Linked DNA regions of Homo sapiens: region 2 is linked to region 1. Evidence: read pairs that join two places in POLR2A ChIA-PET (ENCODE). Cell type or tissue: GM12878. All regions are shown on one strand. Links, peaks and the distances in the headings refer to the core of each region. The heading gives the core; the rest is flanking DNA. Region 1 holds the start of ANKRD44-IT1 (ANKRD44 intronic transcript 1). Region 2 overlaps ANKRD44 (ankyrin repeat domain 44).

What was found. ChIA-PET counts read pairs that join two places held together with the same protein. Peaks named below come from ENCODE experiments on the same cell type or tissue, not always from the same donor. Only the 100,000 strongest peaks of a DNase experiment are listed, where the experiment ranks them.
Region 2: POLR2A ChIA-PET joins it to region 1 with 7 read pairs; 5 of 35 experiments call an interaction of 5 or more read pairs at or near these places.

What each region holds. Positions count from the first base shown.
Region 1 is chr2:197,292,803-197,304,115 of GRCh38, reverse strand. The region is part of intron 1 of ANKRD44 (ankyrin repeat domain 44); the gene reads left to right. ANKRD44-IT1 (ANKRD44 intronic transcript 1) reads left to right here and starts at 1,597. Exons shown (of 6, transcript NR_046837.1): 1 at 1,597-1,883; 2 at 2,703-3,153; 3 at 4,581-4,634; 4 at 7,544-7,590; 5 at 7,717-7,811. RefSeq lists enhancers at 1,900-2,189, 6,277-6,336, 6,647-6,696 and a silencer at 5,337-5,386. In GM12878, for the core only: no CTCF peak of the experiment used is centred there; no DNase peak of the experiment used is centred there; H3K4me3 peaks cover 1,826 bases; H3K27ac peaks cover 4,050 bases.
Region 2 is chr2:197,168,698-197,180,010 of GRCh38, reverse strand. All of the region lies in intron 2 of ANKRD44 (ankyrin repeat domain 44), which reads left to right. Among named protein-coding and RNA genes, the nearest start is that of ANKRD44-AS1, 24 kb to the left of the region's middle. In GM12878, for the core only: no CTCF peak of the experiment used is centred there; no DNase peak of the experiment used is centred there.

The sequences.
Region 1 (11,313 bases), core at 849-5,848:
CAGGCTGGTCTCAAACTCCTGGCCTCATGTGATCTGCCTGCCTCAGCCTCCCAAAGTGCTGGGATTACAGGGGTAAGCCACCACACCTGGCCTAAGATTGCCCTCTTTATAGATTACTCCTTTTTAACCTTTTAACCAATATATTATTTGGCTTTGGCTGCTTTCAGAGGTCGGGAATGCAGGTATTTGCCCTTATCAGTGTTTATGTTTGTAAATATGTTGGTAGCCTAAGAGGTTGAAATTAATGATTCATGAATCCAGCTTGTAATTATGATATTCATAATTTTTAAGGATCTTTTCACTTGCCTCCTCTTTTGAAAACTTAAAATTTATATTCTATAAAGTGAGCTAAGCAAATAAATATATAGTCCACTTTGGGCTGTTTCAGGGATTACTAAGTCGATAATTGTTTGCATTTCTTGGTTTTTGTTTGCTTAGAGTCCCCTTGCTCCCATCCTGGGGAGTCTTAAGCATCCAAGCATAGCTTTCTAGGATATCTTTTATACCAGAAGACCATTTTCCCCTAAGAAAGCTTTCAGAGCTTTTAGTAAAATTAGGGAGACTTGTGGAAACATCTGTTTGAGCCTAGACATGGAAATTAATTACAATTCTAACCTGTCTCTAAAAGTTTTGCTTTTTTTATTTAAAAAATTTTGTTTTGCTTTAGTTTGTTTTAAAAATAACACTAGATTGGGAATCAGAAGACGTGGATTCTACTCATGGTTCTTCTAACTGTTGTATGGTTTGGGGTAAGTCCTGGCCTTCGTTTCTTTGTCTGTCAAAATGGGAACAGGTAGAAAATTCTCTAAATTCTTCCAAGCTCTAACATTCTAAGATAGCTCCTCACATATTTCAATGTCAGTCTTTTCTCATCTTGTGGAATCTCAGTTCAAAAAGTATCTGCCTTTTATGAACTTCTGATTTTCTCCCAAGTGTGTTTGTGGCAGCTTTAAAGTTTCCCAGGTTTGGTAAACACATCCTGAGTTTTGTCTAAGGGTGAGGAGTCCTTTCTCCAAGAAGTTTGTCTTCTGGCATCTCCAGGAGCCTGGCTGTGGGGACACAGAACCCCTGGGGCTGTTCTCAGTGTGGTTCTTTGAGAATCCTCTTGAACTTCTTACAGGATAAAGGGAGCAATCCTTACAAAGGCCATGCTTGTCTCTTGTGAGCTGGGGCCCACCTTAGCCTTCTTCAGAGGTGTTGCTTTAGCAAATACCTTGGGTCCTCCCAGGCAAAATCCTATTTTATTGAACCCAAATAACATGTGCATCTAACAAGTTTATTTCTGAAGGGTTGGCCCAGAGTTGGGTGCAGTTGACATGGTGACCACAGACTTTCTCAAGAAAGGAAGAAAATTCCTACATGTAATCACCAGCCTCTGTATGGTTAGTCTCTGTGGAGGAGACTTGTTTTGGTGTCTAAGACTGGCAAGATCAGGAAAAAGGAAAGTGAGCATAAGAGAAGTCTAAAGACAGAAAGCCAGGCAGACATTCAGGTCAGCCGGGACAAATCAACCAACCAATTATTGTGAAACAATGGCCTCCAAAAGTAGGTGTGGCCTACACCCCAAGGATGAACACAATACTTTATTGAGTTGGAGTTTGGGAAAGAGAATATTGGAATTCATATTTCTTTAAATCATTCTTTTAAACTTTTAATTTTTATGTAGTTTTAGTACATCTTATTTGCTAGTACTGTGTCATCTTTTTGGCTGTATTTTTCACTGGCTGCCACCTGGCCAAATCACCACTTGGGTTATAACAGCAGCCTCTGACTGGTCTCCTTCCGTCTGACCTTGGCCCCTGCACTCTACTCTCAACGTAGCTCTCAGAGTGATGGAACTCAGAACTTGTCACTCCTGCTCAAAAACTTCCAGTTTCACCCAGGTGAAAGCTAAGGTCATTAGAGTGACCTCTGCACTCAGCTCATCCACTCAACTGTCCAGCCTTGTCTGCTGTCCACCTCTTCCTGGCTCCTTGGCTCCAGCCCCACTGGCCTCCTCCTATTTAGTGAACACACCAGCTGCGCTCCTGCCTCGGGACCCTTGCTGTTCCTGCTCCCTGTGCAGCTCCTCCCTAGATATCTGCATGGCTCACCTTTACCTCTTTCGGGTCTTTCCTCAGATGTTACCTTCTCAGTGAGTCCCTTTCTGACCACACTATTTAAAATGCCCACTCCACATTTCCTGTCTGCCTTTCTTTATTTTCCTCCACAGTGTAAATCCCTCATACCATATATTTGACTCCCCCCATTTTAAAAACCAAAACTTACATGTGGCTAAGATATAGATAACAGGACAAAGATTATTTTGTTAGTTTGGTTCATTCACTGCTGTGTCTTTAGCACTTAAAACAGGGTAAGGTGCATAGTAAATGCTCAATAAATATTTGTTAAGTGATTGAATATAAATATGTATATGTATCTGTATATGTACATGTTCAAATGTTTTTTACTCATGAAGTACTCAAACAAAGAAAAGAGAAACACTTCTATAAACAGCTTTCATTTTACACTGGGATGTCAAATTTCCATTCAAACAAAATTAAGAGAAAGTTTTCTGCCCTATGAAAAGATAAAAGATCACATATTGTCCTATTTTCTGGTTATATTTTCCCTCTTTTTAAACTGTGCTTTTGGTTGTGAGGATGGTTAGCACTGTAGGTAATTCTCAGTCGTAGGTAATTCTCAGTTCCATTTCTTTTCAGGGGAAGTATCAAGGTGACATGAGGGGACAGGAAATATTGTCCCTAAATGTTCTAAGAGTGGATCTCCCATGTATTCAAGCAATCGAGGGGTGTTTAATGAGCTCCATCTACATAGCAATGATACAGCATAGCTCTGCTGGGGCTCTCTGCTCTCCCCTTCTCCACAAAAGGGAAGGACAGGTAAGAACAGGCACAATAAAATAGAAACCAGACAGAAAGAATTGGGAACAAGGAGACAAGACAAGAATCATGCTTTACGTGATTTAATCCTAATATTTTTATGAGAGGATGGCTATCATCATTTCATTTTAAAGATGAGGAAAATGAAGCCGGGTGCGGTGGCTCATGCCTGTAATCCCAGCACTTTGGAAGGCCGAGGAAGATGGCTCACCTGAGGTCAGGAGTTCGAGACCAGCCTGGCCAGAGAGATGGCCAGAGATGGCTAGAGATGGTGAAACCCCATTTCTACTAAAAATACAAAAATTAGTCAGGTGTGGTGGCAAGCACTTGTAATCCCAGCTACTTGGGAGGCTGAGGCAGGAGAATTGCTTGAACCTGGGAGGACGAGGTTGCAGTGAGCCGAGATTGTGCCATTGCACTCCAGCCTGGGCGACAAGAGTGAAACTCTGTCTCAAAAAAAAAAAAAAAAAAAAAAGGAAAATGAAAACTGAGAGGTCGAGTAATTTTTTTCAGGGTCGCATGACTCTGGGAGTCACATCTGGGCAAGCTCAACTCCAAGGTGCACATTCTTAGCCATCACACATTAGGATTCTTGAAATAGGTGCAGTATCACAAGAGGCCTTTTTCCCCATGGAGCTCACAGTCTAGTTAGATGATACTGAATGCCTTGCACATGAAAGGCCCTCTTTAAAGTTTATTGAGTTCATGTGGCATATGAAACAGTTATCAATCCACATATAGTGCAGGTTTAGACTATGCTTAGGGGTATTGATTAGGGACTTCAGGAGTCCAGAGATGGGCAAAGTCATTAAGAAGGGAGCTGGAGGGAGTCTAAGCGGTACTTGAGGAAGGGAATGATTCAGGCAGCAGATGTGGGTAGAACCCAGGTGAGTGACGTGTTGTGTCCCTTTCAGGTAACCTGGTGACTAAATTTACTGAGTCATAGGGTTCATGTTAGGTAGGAAGAAGAGGTAAGGAAATATCCAATTTGCAAACTGGATAGGAGAGGTGTTTGCATATTAACACATTTTTCTCAGTTGAGTTCTTTGATAGGTACTACATGCCCTCTGCCTGAAAACTTGAATTGATGAATTTGTGCCTAAGCAAAACTCATTGTTTCCATTTGTTGCACATGACTTTTTACAAATTAATTTGTATTTACTTTGTTCCAAAAAGTATTGAAGCATTAAAGTAAGGTGTTGCCTTATGGGCCCTTCTGTGTCCATGATACCCCTGGCTTGGATAGAATGTTGCATGAGGTACCATGGCAACATTTTGTGAACAAACATGTATTTTGGAGTAGCAAGGACTTCATTGAAAGGATCTAGATGGTTTGGTGATGTAGGCCATTGATGGAATAATGTAGTATGTTTAAAGATGACTTTTTTTTCCTTCTTAAAAAATTATTTCCATAGGTTTTTGGGGAATGGGTGGTGTTTGATTACATGAATAAGTTCTTTAGTGGTGATTTCTGAGATTTTGGTGCACCTGTCACCACTAAAGAACTGTACCCAATGTGTAGTCTTTTATCCCTCACTCCTTTCTCACCATTTCCCTGATTCCCCAAAGCTCATTATATCATTCTTATGCCTTCGTGTCTTCATAGCTTAGCTCCTACTAATGAGTGAGAACATATGATGTTTGTTTTTCCATTTCTGAGTTATTTCAGTTAGAATAATCGTCTCCAATTCCATCCAGGTTGCTGCAAATGCCATTATTTCATTCCTTTTTATGGCTGAGTAGTATTCCATGGTATGTATCTACCACACTTTCTTTATCCACTCATTGATTGATGGGCATTTGAGCTGGTTCCATATTTTTGCAATTGTGAATTGTGCTGCTGTAAACATGCATGTGCAAGTACCTTTTTCTTATGACTTCTTTTCCTCTGGGTAGATACCCAGGAGTGGGATTGCCGGATCTAGAGATGACTTGTTTTTAATCTTATACATATTTGTTAAATAAGAAATTACAAAATCCAGACTATGGGATGCCTACAGAAAAAACAGACCTCATTTATTTAAAAAATCAATTGTAAGAGGAAAAAAAAAAGATGGAGAGGAAATATAAATCCATAAATTAAAAGAGAATTAAGATACATTCAGACTAGTTGCAGTGAATAGATTTGGATTCTGATTTAAACAAACTTAAAAAAGCACACTTCTTTGAGATAATTGGGGAAATTTGAATACTGACTGGATATTTGATGATTTAAAGTGTGAATAGGATATTGTGGTTATGTTTAAAAAGAGAGTCCTTTTACAAAACTAGAAACTATAAAACTCTAGCATTTTCTCTCTCTTTCTTTTTTTTTTTTGAAACAGGATCTCACTCTGTCACCCATGCTAGAGTGTAATGGTGCGATCACAGCTCACTGCAGCCTTGACTTCCGGGGCTCAGTTGAGTCTCCCACCTCAGCCTCCTGAGTACCTGGGACTACAGGTGCGTGCCACTACACCTGGCTAGTTTTTGTATTTTTAGTAGAGATGAGTTTCACCATGTTGCCCAGGCTGGTCTCGAACTCCTGGAATCAAGTGATCTGCTTGGCTTTCCAAAGTGCTGAGATTACAGGCATGAGCCACCATGCTTGGCCTACTTTAGCATTTTCTCAGGGCACCTATTTAAGTGATACATTCTTTTTGGAAACTATTTTTCTTTTTACTTCTTCCTGCCACCTTTGTGCCCCTCTTAAGGCCTCCACTCTCGCTTGATAGAATGCCTTCAGTAAAGTTGTTAGAATCCTTTCTGTTTGTCCATAAAAGCACATGATTTTTCTGGTTTTGCTGCCCAAGGAAATATGCTTCTGAGCTAGTTGTGTGGTCCACACATCTATTGACTTAGTTTAAGTGGCTCCATAACTTGAGTCAAATACTTGAGCATTGGTCTTAGAATCCCATCTTGTGTGCTTTTAGGAAGACCTGGATTTGGCTTGTCCAGTGTAAGATATTTGGAAGGGAATTTAGATACTAGAGTTGCCAAAAATCGCTTTCTTACATTGACTTTTAAACTATGCTTTTAATTATACCGTGTAGTTCTTAAAGGCAGCAAACAGTTACAAGGTCTCAATTCTAATGGGCCTGGCTGCCATGCCTCTCTTCTTACCTGAACAGGAAGTAGGTGTTTGTTGTTGCCTTGAGTGGTTTCACCATTGCTTCAGACATGCTGAAATATCTTCCTTTATTTCTACAAGTGTAAAAATCTTTCTATATCCTTCTTAACGGAGTCCAGATTTAAGAATAGACCATAAGCATAAGAAGTGGCCAGCTGTGACTTGAGTAAATGATACTGTCATGAGTAATTTAGAAGCCATGTGACTAAGGGTTTTGTACTTTGGAGCCTTAGTATAATTAGGTCTTGGGGCTCATGAGATGAGTGCAATGTTTAGTTGCTAATGCTCCTTTTCGTAGCAGCCAAGAAGAAACAATCTTTTTAAGTAGCTCTGCTTTGTAGCAAGGAGTCTTCTATCAAGGTTTCAGGGTACTGTATTTTATGTATAATATTTTAAAATATTGTGGCATCTAACCGAACAATTTCCAAAAATGCTCCGTGTGAGTTGTATATTTAGAATACTAAAGTTGATGTCTGGAGACCTGGGCTATGTGCACAGCGCTACTCCTAACAAGCTGTGTCCATCTTCCTGTGACACAACTTTCCTTGACTGTAAGATGGGTAAAATAATACTTGCTTTACGGGGAAGTTGTGATAATCAAGTGGGAAAAGTCTTTGTATAGCAGGTGGTCCTTGGTTGGCACTCTATAATAAATAGTCTCTGAATCTTGGGCTGGTTCCTCATTTGTCACATTAAAGAGACCAGTTTTCTCAGGTCAATTTCAGCTCTATGAAAATATGATTTGAGTTTGTTTTTGTTTTATATTTATGACCTTTTAACTAGTCTTCTTTCTCTCTCTCACTTAAACAACATTGGTAGAAAGAGTTTGTTTGTTTTATTTTTGTATGGAATTTCCATACTTCGGTATGAATTGTAGTGTTTGGTTCCTACAGCTTTAGGAATTACATTTTTCTTTCATTTTGGTTTTATCAAATCAATTGACTTAGTTTATTTGACCAAAGAATCTTATGTTTAGATAGATCTAGGAGGATCAATTTGTGTTGAAAAGATTCTCAGGAGTTTGCAGTCATTTTTTATTTAAGTTGTCAAAAAGAACTTTGAAAATTACTTATAAGAATGCCACTTCCTCTTCACAGAAATATAAAACTGTGTCTTTTTGAGGAAGTGTGTAAAAACAAAAGTTGATAGAGTAATCTTCATAAAAAATCATCACAGCAGAATGTCTAAAAAACATTGGTGTAAAATTTCAAGTCTCGAATTAATTTATAACGGTAGAAAACAAACTTCTCTGATAAAATGTGACTTAAAAAGTTAGATGAAAGATACATTGTAAAAAGTTACTTTAATTTGGGGTTTTTTCCCTTTTAAAACTATAGAATGCTACTTAAAGAGCAGATAATTTAAACATCATTGGATATGTGTATGTATCTTAATTCTAACAAAGCATTTCAATTTGAGGTGATTCTTGGTTGAGATGTAGGGCAAAGTAAAAAGGGTCACAGGAAATGAAAATGAGAATTGGTATAAGAAAAGGTGGAATAAGGAAAAATAAGAGAAAACCATTAAGAAACTTATTTATTTATTCTTTTAGAGGGAAGGAATTAGGAGCGGGAAGGAGATTGACTGTTAGTTTCTTAGGTGAGTGTTGGAGATGCTGTTGAACTTTAAGCTTAATTGGTCACCTGCTGTCCTTTGTTCTTTGAAATAATTGACATTGATCCTTGCTGTTCAGCCACATTGACACTTATATCTTGGGAGTTCTAGGATTGGACTAACAAAAGTGGAGGTTGTTACTTACACTGCAAAAGAAACAACCAGAGCTGTGTCACTCAGAAGGCTGAAAAGAATCAGGCTGACAGGTAATTTGGCCCCTCAAAAGGTCCTAGTGGCTGATATAGGACCTTCAGAATGAGTGTAGGTGACAGGCAGGTAACAAATTATTTTACACAGTGGGAAGTCAGGTATTAGGAGCTTCTATGACTAGTGACTAGGTTCCTGCAACAACTCTGGTTTTAAGCACCCCACTGCCTGTCCTGGTGAGTTGAACTCAAGCAGGACATTTCTTCATTACTGCTTTACCTTTTCTTTTTATTTCTTCTTCTTTTCTTTTTTATTTTTTTGAGACAGGGTCTCAATCTGCCACCTAGGCTGGAGTGCAGTGGTGCCATCATAGCTCGACCTCCTGGGCTCAGGTGATCCTCCCGCTTCAGCCTCCTGAGTAGCTGGGACTACAGGCATGTACCTCCATGCCACCTGGCTCACTTTTTGTAGGGACAGGGTTTCACCATGTTGCCCAGTCTGGTCTTGAACTCCTGAACTCAAGGGATCTGCCCACCTCAGCCTCCCAAAGTGCTGGGATTATAGGAAAGAGCAAACCACCGTGCCCAGCCTTGCTTTTACCTTTTCAACCAGCTCTTCCAGAGGCTGAATAGTATTTTTCTTAACTCCATTCCTGCCATGAATTGGCTGTGAGATCCTGGCCAGTCATTATACCTCCTTGGGCCTCAGTTTTCTTTAAGAAATGAGGACATTGTTTTAGAGTTTATTCTTGCAGCTGCTCCAGTCTTCTATAGTTTTAACCCAGGGGTTGCAGACTACTATCCACAGGACACATATGGCCTGCTGCCTGCTTTAAATGGCCCGTGAGCCAAGGATAGTTTTTATATTAAGTGATTGAAAAGGATCAAAAGGATAATACTTTGCAACACATAAAAATTAAACAAAATTCTAATTTCTTTGTCCATAAATAAAGTTGTATTATTTGTTTACGTCTTGTCTATGGGCGCTACAACAGCAGAGTTGAGTAGTTGTGGCAAAGACTATAGGGTCAGCAAAGCTGAAAATATTTATTATCTGGCCTTTTACAGGAAAAAATTTGCCAACCTCTTGCTCTAACTCAAGGGCAGACTTGGGGCCATCCTCTTCAGAAATCGAGTGCTACACTCTTACAGTCCTAGTGTTACCTAAGTTGCACTTTGATCTAGATTTAATTAGATTGAGGTGGGAATTCTTGCTTTTATTATTTTCTCCAGGAGAAAGTAGAAGCTTAGTTAGCTTTTTTGGTATGCTTTCAATTAGAAACAATCCTCCTTAAAACAATAGTTTTGTTTGTACTCAACTTTTTTTTCCCTCTGCCTAGGAATCACTGTAGAGAAGGAAGCCATATGTTTATATTTTAAATCACTTGCCTTTTCTATAGGATTTTTAAACTCCAGATGTGGACTCAGAAACAGTTAATATGTACTTTTGATGCACTCAAAGAGCCAAGATGGGGGAAGAGAGATCTTTACTTCTTATATATGAGAGCAAAACAGAAATCTTAATATTTTCTATTCCCCAAGTAGAGACTCTAGATTAATATGGGGATGGAAATAGCCTTAATTTTGTAGGAGGCTAATTTTAAGCAAACACAGTTTAAAGGTCAAGTATTACAAATGGAAATTATACAATTAAAAATAAATCTTAAAGCTGTCTACTAATCTAATGTTGCTCATTATTCTAGAAGGTTCTCTCTGAAGCTAAGTCTGGTAATTTCTGTGTGGGTTATAAGTTTGTGTGTGTGTTGGGGCGGAGGGGTGGTGCAGAGAGACAGAGAGAGAATGAAAATATGTGTGTGTGTGGTTTCCAGTGTTCATTTCATTAGAATTATAAAGAGCATCTGACTCTTGCTCTTGTACTTCCAGAGTCATTTGAGTTATTATGAAACTCCTCCTAGGCCTGGAGTTCTGTTTGATCTTGGATGAAGATGGGCACCTTGAACTGGTTAGCGAGGCCAGAAAGGAGGTCAGTCAACATGTCATCTTTCATATAAAGGTTCACTTTTCTCAGAAGTGAAACTAACTTCTATATGAAAGATGACACGTGTTGACTGACCTCCTTTTCTCTATCCTTCAGAGAGAATTAAGACTAAAGAAACTTGTTTAAAAGATTTGTAAAGAAATTAATGTAGTGTACAACTTTAGAAAACATGGACAGTGACCGAGTACCTAAGCTGTCTGGGACCTCCAGCATTTTCTGAACAATATTATAAATTGTCTGGTGAAGACAGGAGATGAGCATTAGAATCCCCATTTTTCATAGGGAGAAACCGAGGCCAGTGGCTGTTACTTTGCTTGTTGATTGTTAGTGGAGGTAGAGCTCTTATTTTTTCTGGCTCAGTCTGAGGTGCATTTCATTTGCCTATCCTGTTCTTAAACAGCACTTATAAAATCACGTGTCATTTCTGCAGTTATATTTAGGATACAGCCTAAAATGCTGTATAAACACCCTGTGATAGAATGCTGAAGGCTGCCGCCTGGGTAATTATCATGTGGTTCTAGTATCGTATCATCTGCATTATCCAGATTAGAATGTATCACCCACTTCTAAGCTGGTCTAGAAGAAGGAGCCCATTGTGTGCAAGGCCATAAGGATATTGCCTCATCGTTCCCCTGTGGGTAAAGATCTTTGTGATACACAGAAGACCGTGGAACTTCATTCTTATTTGAAAACACTTGTGACTGGTAATAATCCTGAAATACTAAGGCTTTCCCATGCCCTCATCCCCAAAATTCCTCTCTAATATGCTTTGTTTTCTTTTTTTAGAATTTTGTGAGATGTATTTAAGATTGGCCATCTGAAGGGAACATTTGTCACAGCACTGCCTAATCTTTAGATGTGTGTAAATGCAGATATGTTTAATGAACTCTTTCATTTTCCTGCTTACATGGAGTGGGGAAAGTTTCTTCATTGAGGCTCTCACTTCTGGTTTCAGTCCATTTTTAGCCCCTTGATTAGTGTGTGTCTTGGGAAGGTTGGAGCTAAGCCACTGAATTTCTCTTCACTTCTGGGGGAAAATGTTTGTACCCCAACTTTTTAGTATCTAAGACTCTGGTTAACTCAGTAGTAGTAGATTAGCAGTGACTATTGAATAAGTGAATGATGTAGTGCCAGTCTCTGCTGCTGTGTTTTTTCCTTCACCATCCTTCCCTTCTTTTATCTACTTTATCTACCTTCTTTTTCTCCTCTTGGGATCTTTACCATGAACAGAGGAAGGACAGGAAGTGATTAATTTTTGGTTATGTAAATAACCCTAGTAAAAAGATTGGTGATATAAAATATTGCTAATATTTGTTTGGTGGATTTTTTCTTCTTGGTGTCTTGATAAATATGTATAGTCAAGAATGTGTGGCTGATGGCTTAGTGTGTCATGACATGAACAGATCTGGGACAACTTCTCCAGTCAAGGAAACAGTATGGGAAGAAATGTTTTACTCACCATTTTTTTGTACTGTGGAGATTTTGGACAGGCTTTAACTGGGACAGCTCTTTAAAGACTTGCACAGGAAGTCACTGTTAATGTGCACTCTTGGTTTAAAGCAT
Region 2 (11,313 bases), core at 2,894-7,893, 130 kb after region 1:
TCTTGAGGGTAGGTGCCCATCTCTCAGCACATGCCTGACAATATTGTCACACTCCCCATCCACTCTCATCCACGCCCCCCTTGTTGGACCCCTGCCCAGGATGTGGGGCTGTAGTTTGGAAGCCCTGACCTATACCCTGTAAAGAATGATTTATGAACTCCAGGCAGCACTGAGCAGGCTTCAAAGATGTGGCTTCACGGCCATTTAAAATGTGCAAAGGCAGGTCTGGTTTGCATCATCACTAATTATCCTATGGAGGATGCTCAGCAGCTTGAGGCCTGAGCTCTCCAGCACTGGACATGGAGGCCAGACACCCAGCCTCCAAAAGAGAGACAAATCTTATAATGGTATATGATTTGTACCCTCACATACTAGAGATGGATGTTTTGGAGCTATGGAGAAACATTTCAAGTGTATGGCATTAGTATTATTTTGCAATTACTGGACATTTTTGTAGTACAAAGAAAAATATAAGAATTAAAAATGTACTTTGTAAGTAGTTTGAGCATGTAAACATAAAGGATATGGCCCTTTCTTCATATTAGATACGCATTTGGACAGAGGATGTAATTGTGAATAAATAAGGCACATTATTAGGTAGAAAGAAGACAATACTTAAGATGGTAATTGTTTGAAATTAATGTATAAATTCAGGGCGATTTGGTGGTAGGAGTTGAGTGGGGAAACTTGACAAAATAATTCTAAACTTTATCTAGAAGAATAAACATGTGAGACTAGCTAGGAAACTCTTGAAAAAGAAAACTGATGAGGGGAGGGTTTCATAAAATATATTAAAACAAATTACAAAACGATAGCAATCAAAACAGTATGTTAATGGCACAGGAATAGACAAAGTAGTAGAACAGACTAGAAAGTCCAGGATTAGAAGCAACTATATATGGACATTTGGTATAGGATAAAGGATGCATTTTTTTTTTAAGAGTCAGGGTCTCTCTCTGTCACTCAGATTGGAGTGCGGTGGTGTGGTTATAGCTCACTGCAGCCTCAAACTCCTGGGCTCAAGTGATCCTCCTGCCTCAGCCTCCCAAAGTTTTGGGATTACAGGCGTGAGCCACTGCACTCAGCCAAAGGAAGCATTTTAAATCACTGGGGCTGGAATGGATTATTTAATAAATGGCATTGAGACAACTGCTAGATAGATGTAAATATGTAAAGCTGAATCCTTACCTAATTTCTTATACCAAGGTAAATTCAAGATGTAGAAAATAAAAAGATGAAAACAGCGGAATACAAAAAGGGGAAAATATTTCTGCAATCTTGGTATGGGGAAGGACTTTCTAAGCATAATAGAAAAGATAAAAATAATGGAAAAGGTGGTTACCTTTGTCAATCAAGTAAACATCTAATATATTTTTTGGCTATTTGCATTTTTTCTTTGGTGAGTGGCCTCTGCATGTCCTTTGCCCATTTCTTTATTTGGTTATTTATCTTTTTCTCAACCTCACATGGCATCTAAGGATTCAAATAAAACAATGATATACTGTCATTCTTTTTTTTTAGTTAAAATTTTTTTTTTTTAGAGACAGGGTTTCACTCTGTTTCCCAGGCTGGAGTGCAGTGGCATGACCATAGCTCACTGCAGCCTTGAACTCCTGGTCTCAAGCAGTCCTCCTGCCTCAGCTTCCCAAGTAGCTGGGACTACAGGAGTGTGCCACCATGCCCTGCTAATTTTTTAACTTTTTGTAGAGACAAGTTCTCGCTGTGTTGCCCAGGCTCGTCTCAAACTTCTGGCCTCAAGTTATCCTCCTGTTTTGGCCTCCCAAAGAAAGTGCTGGAATTATAGGTGTGAGCCACTGTGCTCAGCGTGGTGTCATTCTTGACCCTCCAGTTGGCAAAGATGAAAATCAAATCCCAACCACTCTGATGCCTTTTTGGGGAGAGTAATTTGTACTACCCTTTGGAGGGCAGTTTGGCAGTATGCATCAACATTCTAACTGTGGGGGATTCACCCTAAGAGAAATAATTGGTTAACTATATATACAAAAAGATGTTTGTTGCTATCTGGTTTATAATAACCAGAAATTGCAAACAACCAATAGGTTATTTCTTAAATTTATTGCAGAACATCCACATGAGGTTGTATCATGTTATCTTTAAAAAGTGTGCTTTGTATTTATCTGCATATGTATTTATTACATATTGAAAGGTAAGCTCTTCAAGATATATTTTTGAGTGAAACAGTTGTTAAACAGCAGATATCATGTGTATTTGTGGGTATAGAAGAAGAAATCTAGAAGAATATTCTCCAAAACATTAATTATAGCTGAATCTTGGTGGTGGGATTTTTGCCTTTTTCTTTATTTCTTTATGTATTATTAAAGTTTTTTTACACTGACCATGTATTATATTTAGAAATGGTAAAAAATTTATATAAATATATACACACACACACACAAACACACACACAAACTCACGAGAAAGCAAACTAGCTTCCCAAATTGCTTTACTATAAAGATTTGACTTTTAAAATGTGTTCATTGTATTTGTCAGTTTGAATAAGTGTAGAGCACATTTCAGTGGCGTGGTACTTACTACTCACGGTGACAAGCATAATGGCGCTCCCATCTTTTACATATTGCAAGGGCTCTTCTCATGGGATTAGCTGGACCCTGAGGAAGTGGTGTTGGTGGGACCTGTTGCCATCTTAGTAGAATTCTTTTCTTTCTTCTACCATCATCACATTTTATATAATAAATTATGGAAAATGGATTATTAGTTTTGCTCAAGCTAAAAATCAATTAAAACTTTTCAGATACCTTTTACTTTCCAATTTCTTTTACAATGAAAAAACGTAATCAGAAAAATTTTAAGAAGCTTTTTGGAAAAGTAATAACTCTTACGTTTCAAAAGTGAATGGGCAGAGGTAACCACATACCCAGATTATTCTTAAAAGACATGTTTAAATGAAAAGGATATAAAGTATATTTTAGATCAACTAATTGTGCCGGCCCTGATTTTTACCAAGGACCTATTGCTTTAGGTTTCAAATGTTAAATAACTATATGATTATGACAGCCAGAGGGCCTTCCAACTGTAAGTTTGTAGATGTATTATTATTATTATTATTATACCCTTGAAACACTGACTTTAAAAGACCTGAAATGTGTATATGGTATTCAGTTAGGGTAAGAAGCCTAGGGGGTTGGAGAGGTAGGTAAGATTTTTTACCAGGAGGTTGCATAGCTGGTTATACCCGGGTCACTTGCCAACTGTCTGCTCAGAAGGCTATTTCTGGCAGTGTAGGATAGTATAAATGGGTTTCTCACTTTGTACTTTCTAAAGTCTTTCTGCATGTAACACAGGCTGTCTTTTCCTAATCTCTCAGTTCCCCTTTCTAAACCTCTTTCTGGTTTTCCCTACTCCTACAAGCTCATGTCCAGAGTTGCTGATATAATTCCTTTACAGCCAAGCTGCTATGTCCTCACTTAATATATTTCATTTATTGGTAAATAATCCATATCAGTCACACCAAAATACAACTATGAGTATAGAGAGCACTGGGCTTGGCTTGAAGATAGAAGTCTTGGGTTCTATGGGTCCTTGAGCAAGCCAATTAACCTCCTCTGGCCTCAGTTCTATAATGTGGGCATCATAATAAACTTTATAAGGTGTGGTTAGGGAGATGAGATGATGTATGTATATCAGTTAGGGTAAGATTTGGCTGCATTCAACAGAGAAACAACAAAAACAGCAAAACCGTAGTTTTCAGTAAAGTAGACATGTAGTTTACTAAAATTTCGAAGTTTTGAATAAGATAGAAGTTTATTTATTTCCCATGTGCAAGTCCAGAGATAGGCTGTCCAGGACTAGCATGACACTCCATGGTGTCACAGTCCAATCTTTGTTTCCTTTTGTGCTGCCATCCTTGGTAGATGGCTTCTATCTCCTTGCTCAAAATGGCCACTTGAGCCCCAGCCATCACATCCAAATTCCAACTAGTGGGAAGGAAGAAGGCAGAAGAAGGGTATGCCCTCCCTCTTTAAGGACACTTCCACTAAGGACACAATTGCTTATATATTGTCCGGAACTGCATTAGGTGGTGATGTACTTTTAGGAACCTAAAAATCAGGGTTCCTATTATGAAAGCAAGAGAGATGTTGGGGTAAAACAGCAGTCTCTGCCATGGTATGTAATAGCCTTTTGTGACCTAGGAAATGCTCTGAGTACAGAAATATGTATCATTTATGTAATACTGTCATGAATAACCTCAGTTACATTCATTCATTCACCAAATATTTTTAAAATACTTCTTACAGATGTAGCACTAGAGCTGACACCCTGAATACTTCATTGTGTACTTTCTTGGTCAATTTATGTTAACTCCAAAAAGCATTGAAGGAATCACATTGCTGCAACTTTTTTCTGCTTTGAGCACCTGGGAACAGAACATGATACCATGTCCCTTTCTTTGGGGGAGGGAGGGAGAAGGGTGACACTAGTACATACTAAATGGTGGCTCTTCAGCTCAGTGGTACCGACACTGTGTGTTTTTCCCTCCAGCATCTGTCTTTTGTCATCAGTGCTTCATGTTGATTTATACCTTGCATCCTCACTTGCTTTTCATATATGCCTTTTCTCCTACTGAAAACACACATGCAGGATTGACTCTTCATCTTCTGACCTTGTCTCTTTCAAGCAGGGGACACTCCATGTTTGAGCAGGCATGCGTTTTATTTGGGAAGCAAAGATGGACAGATAGGCAAACAAGCATGCATAACCTAATGGTTGGGAAGTATTGCCCATTACCGGCTTTTCTCAGGAAGTCCCAATATGTAAGAACACTTAAAGAAATAGGACCTCCAGTCACAGGCTCAAGATATTTCATTTGGAAAAGATCCAGAGATGTCTGACATCCTGCCTCCTCATCTTTCAGTAATAGACAGTGCGTTTAAAAAAATCTTTTTTTATTATGAAAATTTTCAAACTTTCAAAAAACAACAAGAGCCCACCACTAAGAATAAATGTTAACACTTTGCCATATTTACTTTAAAAGAACCATCATAAAATTTTATAGACTTAAAGGTTTGTTCCATATGTAAACATAGACTCACACCCTTGTGTCATTCATGTTTTTGCATGAATGCCTCCTTATCTGGGACACCTCCCCTGATCTTCCCATGTAAAATAGCAACCCTTAATCAACCTCTAACTTCTCCTTCCTAGCACTTCTCACCACCTGACATATGTAGTGAATTTATTTGTTTGTCTTCTGTCTTTCTCCACTAACTGTTCAGCTCCATGAGCTCATCATGGCTTTGCTTATGGTTGAGTCACCTGCACCTACAGTGGTGCCAGCACTGGCTAGGAACGCATGAACAGAGCTGAAGCCTCTTTTAATCTCCCTGACACATCACCTCCCTCCCCGCCTCTCTCCCCAGGGGGAACCACTGTCCTGAAGTTTTATCCTTGTCTTTATATACTCTAATTTTATCAATACCTTTATGTGCACATATATACATAAATGCTAGAACAATAAACAGTGTTGTGTATCTTTAAAAACGTTACATATGTGAACAGTTTGTATGGTCTGTAACTTGCTTTTTCTCACTCAACATTATATGTTCCAGATTCATCTATGTGGATACATGAGCATTTACTTCATATATTTCATATTCCTATGATATTCCTTGTAGGCTTTTATCACAGTGGATCCATTCTTAGTTACAGCTTTTTAATCATGGCTCTATCAACCTCCTTTTGTCCTAGGCTCTCTGATTCTGACCTGTGCTAACGATTGTACAAATAATAAACATGAGTTAGAAAAAATGATTAAGATGGTAAATTTTATGTTATGTGTATTTTACCACCATTAAAAAAATTTAAAAACTTATTAAGTCATATACCTTAGAAAAATGGGATAGCAAGAGAACCATGTAAGAATTTTCATAAGGACTGTACTGTTTGTAAAAATAACACCATTGTAAGTTGTTTGTTTGTTTATTTATTTATTTATTTTTGAGACTAAGTCTCACTCTGTCACCCAGGCTGGAGTGCAGTAGCGCAATCTCAGCTCACTGCAACCTCTGCCTCCTGAGTTCAAGTGATTCTCCTGCCTCAGCCTCCCGAGTAGCTGAGATTACAGACATGTGCTACCATGCCCGGCTAATTTTTGTATTGTTAGTAGAGATGGGGTTTCACCATGTTGGCCAGGCTGGTCTTGAACTCCTGACCTCAGGTGATCCACCCACCTCGGCTTCCCAAAGTGTTTGGATTACAGGTGTGAGCCACCACACCCGGGCTGTAAGTTGTATTTTTAGGGAATGAATTTTACTTGGCACCATTGAATCCATTTAATTATAAAAATCTCTTTTTCAAGGACTTTTGACTTTGTTCTCGGTACCTTAAAAATAGATTTCCCTCAGAAATGATACATTTCAATATATAGGTCTCCCATATTAGAAAACCTTGATAGTTTTTCTCTCAAGCAGGGAAACTAGAGAACAAATGTGTCAAGGTGCCCTAAAGTAATATTCAGAACTTGGCTTTTGACAAGATTCTAAATGTCAGGGAAGTCTGTTTTTGCTATAACATGACAACTCGACTTCAAATATAGGTACAGAATTACTGCAGTGCCTGGGTTTTCTTTAGGACACATTTAAATATCCTCTTTGTGAGCTTCCTATTAAAAGAATACTTGCTAGAGGACAAAGTTTTATTTAGAAAGGGTTTTGAATATTTTGTGATATAATTGTAGGTGTCACTGAAAAAGTTAAGGAAGATTTTACCACCCATAATTTTGAATAATGACTTAGTAGTCTAGGGCTCAGTGTGAAACTTTTCTAGAAAGATCACATGATTGATCCTGTTTTGCATTTTGCTTATAGAAATTGTTGGGGCTGTACTATGAATATCTTGTTTCTAAAGATACAGTCAGACTTTAGCCATTTAACAATTTCAAAACAGGTCTTTTTAATGCAAACTAATAAATTTGGTTAGCATATTTCCTCAAACTTTATTAAACTTGAGTATGGAAAAACAATTTTAAAACATATAGGGCAGACAGCTAAATTATCTATTTAACCTTGGCTGTTTCACTTCTATTCAATCAGCAGACAGTTATTGAGCATCTACCGTGTTCCTGGTGCTGTGCTAGGGGTTGGGACTATAAGATGAATAGGACAGTTGGTCAGGTGTGGTGGCTCAAGCCTGTAATCCCAACAGTTTGGGAGGCCAAGGTGGGCGGATCACTTGAGCTGAGGAGTGTGAAACCAGCCTAAGCAACATGGTGAAACCCTGTCTCTACTAAAAATACAAAAAATTAGCTGGGTGTGGTCGTGGGCACCTGTAACCCCAGTTACTTGGGAGGCTGAGGCATAAGAATTGCTTGACCTTGGGAGATGGAGGTTGTGACTGCACCCCAGCCTGGGCGACAGAGTGAGATTCTGTCTCAAACAAACAAAATAAGATGAATAGGACAGGGTTCCTGCCCTGCTGGATCATACAATCAGGTGAGTGAGACAGACATGTAAGCCAAGATCACAGAGGAAACGTCAGTACTGCAATAGAGGTAGAAATGTTCCATCACTGCACGTTCCTGGTGTAGCCAGGGCTCTTACAGCACTAGACTCCTACACTCAACAGTGTCAGGAAGTACATGGGTAGGGGGATTTGGTGGTGGCGGGAGAGCTTTTCAGCTTACCTACCACCTTTATCAACCACTTTCTTCAAGCTATTAAGAATAATAATGGGGCCGGGCGTGGTGGCTCACACCTGTAATCCCAACACTTTGGGAGGCCAAGTTGGGTGGATCACTTGAGGTCAGGAGTTCTAGACCAGCCTGGCCAATATGGTGAAGCCCCCCTCTCTACTAAAAATGCAAAAGTTAGTCGAGTGTGGTGGTGGGCACCTGTAATCCCAGCTATTTGGAAGGCTGAGGCAGGAGAATTACTTGACGCTGGGAGGTGGAGGTTGCAGTGAGCCAAGATCATGCCACTGCACTCCAGCCTGGGAGACAAGAGTGAGACATTATCTCAAAAAAAAAAAAAAAAAAGAAGAAAAATAACGGACATGGTAATAATAATGGGAGTAATTTTTGACTTAGGCAATTGTTTTCTCCATCTTATACTAAATATGACTTAAAACATCTTTTGAAACCTTTTAATTGAATTTCTAAAAGAAGGCTTAAAGTTTTTATAGCAGTTTTAGGTTCACAGCAAAATTAAGCAGAGTTAAGAGACTTCCCCTATACCACCTGCCCCTACACATGGTTGGCTTCCTCCCGCTATTAACATCCCACCCAAGAGTGGCACATTTGTTACAATCGATGAACATCATCATGACAAACCGACACTTGACGATCACCCAAAGTCCATAGTTTACATGAGAATTCTGTCTTGGTGTTGTACAGTCTGTGGGTTTTGACAAGTGCATATCTTACATCCACCATTATAATATCATACAGAATAGTTTCACTGATCTAAAAATCCCTTTTGTTCTCCCTAATCATCCTTCCTTCTCCTGTTTCACTGAATTTTAAATTTCATTTTATTTAATTTTCTCATATAACCTAAGTAAGAACAGCCTGCCAGAAATGTAAAAGTAGTTCCAGTTAGACTGTCACTCCAAAGCCCTCCCAAACAGACATTCTAGCATAACCACTGACTATATTAGCTCCTTTGATCATCTGTCCCTCTACTTGAGAGCTGCTGTGTTTAGCACAACTGCCCAAAGTTTATGTCAGGGTCTGTGGCATTAGATCCTGCAGTTTCAAATCTTGTTGATCGCCAGCTTCCTTCTCCCATCACTCTTTGGCCACTATCATCTTCAAAGAAAACTCGGAAGTTCCTGAACAGATTCACCTCTGTACTCCTAAGGGCTGGGGGTCTTCTGTGGTTCAGATGTCTGATTATAATAGAAACAGACCTGTTTGCTTTTAGAGAAGCAAATGTTTTCTGTGTTCAACTGAGCTTGTAAAATTTCATTAAGAAACTAATCATTAGCCCTGATTAAACAAACGCTGGATGCTTGGCATGAATATTTTAACTTCCTATTTCTAAGCTGCCTCAGCCTTCTCAAGTACTGATTGTCAGCTGGGACCAATAATTTACCTGCACAGTTTGCCACTCCATCATCAGGGAATCTCCACCACCCCCGGCCCCATCAACTAGGGGAGAAAACTAAGGCTCTTCCAGTGCCCCAAACATGAAGCCGCTTCTCTGATGCTCATTAAAGAAACTTTCACAATTTAAATAGAGAATCTCACTGCTGCCTACTCTAATACAGGAAAGAGACTCTAAACTCTGCATCTCATTTTAATTCAACTTGAAATTGCCACCAGTTTCTACCCTTCCATATTTGCCTTCATGAACATTTCAGACTTTAACAAAAATCTGATCTTTTTACTGATATTAAAAAGACATATGAAAATGTGTTTAGCATTAAGCATTTATTTTCAAGTCTAAGAAAGATAAAGATGCACAAAGCTTAAAGAAGTTGCTGCCAGTGACTCAGTCATTATTAATATTGCTCTAGGCACAATGAATTGGAATGGTGTTAGAAAGATTTTCTCTAGGGAAGACTACATTATGACAGCATTTTCCAAAGTGTGTTTCTCAGAGTCCAGAACAAGTCTGACAAGTGTTTAGGAGGGAAAGAAAGGGAGTTTTGTGGCCAAGTAAACTTGGGAAGCACTTCTACCACAAATTTCCTTGTATTTTAGTGATTTACAAGGTAACTGTCATATTAAAGGTTCTGAGAATTCCTGCCATAAGGGAATCTGTTTAACTTTCTTGAACACCGTGTTTCTCAATGTCATTTGGCTTTGAATGCCTCCCAGTTTTTTTTTTTTTTTTTTTTTTTTGGAAACAGGGTCTTGTTCTATCGCCCAGGCTGGAGTGCAGTGGAATAATCATGGCTCACTGCAGCCTCAACTTCCTCGGTTCCTACAAACCTCTCACCTCAGCCCCCCAGGTAGCTGGGACTACAGGCACACACCACCATGCCCAGCTAATTTTTGTATTTTTTGTAGAGATGGGGTTTTGCCATGTTGCCCAGGCTAGTCTTGAACTCCTGGACTCAAGAGATCCATCAGCCATGGCCTGCCAAAGTGCTTGGATTACAGGCATGAACCACGTACCTGGCCTCCTCCCTCTTTTTTTTAAAAAATTTTTAACAGCTGGGATGATCCCTCAGAGCCAGTGGAATATACCTCGAGACATACTGCTCTAGAATTAGAGTCTCTGGAATAGTCTGTGGCAGTGGTTCTCTAACTTGAGTGTGTATCAGAATCCTGGAAGGCTTGTTAAAATACAGATTGATGGGCTTTACCCTCAGAGCTTCTGATTTGGGAGGTCCAGGGTGGGGCCTGAGAATCTGCATTTCTAGTAAGTTCCGGTGATGCTGATGCTGCTGGTTGGGGACTGCACTTTGAGAACCATTGGTCCGTGGTCAACTGGGAGGAAAACAGATGTTCTGGAGGTGGGAGTGGAGTAGGGTATCACAATCCACTGCTACATAGTATGCAAGTAAATTTATTCACTCAACATATACTGACAGAATCTGCTATGTGTCAGGCACCATGACAGGTGCTGGGGTTGTATTAGTGGTGGACACAGGCCTGGTCCTTGCATCAGGAGTTTACAGTGTATTGGAGAGAAAGGAAGTAAACAGGTAAAGGAAATGAATGAATAGGTACTTATAAACTGAGAAGACTGCTATGAAGAAAGCCAAGTGTGCTATGATACTAACAAAAGGTAGTTAGGAAAGGTCTCTTGAGGTGGCAGTGACATTTAAGCTGAGACTGGCCATGAGAAATTGGGGGCCATGAGAAGATTGGGGGGAATGTTTCAGGCTGGATAAAGACAGGAGCAAAGGCCCCAAGGAGGGTTAGGGGAGAGAGTGCAACTTCCCAGAAGAAAATTAAGGCCAGTGTGGCTGAAGGAGAGTGAAGGAGGGGGAAGGTGGTAGAAAAGGAAGTTGGAGAGGAGACAAGAAAGGGGCCGGTCATCAGAGCTGAGCGAGGAGTTTGGATTCCACTTAGGTGCACAATGTTCTGGAGAATATTTTGGAAAGTCACTCTGGGTGTTGTGTGAATTACAGATTGTGACAGGGAGAGTAGAAGCTGTGAGAGCAGCAGGAAGACCATAGTTGGGGTCAGGGCAGAAATGATGTGCCTGAAGTAGGGTGTTTGCAGTGGCCATGACGCCATGTACTCATGAGCTCTAGGGGGCGCCACTCACATGGATTACGGTACTTCTAACCTCTACATGGGGAGAGCTGCAGATTGCTTCCAAGTGTGTCATGAAGGTAGACCACTCAGGATTTGATGATGGATTCAATGTGAGGGGCAAGGAA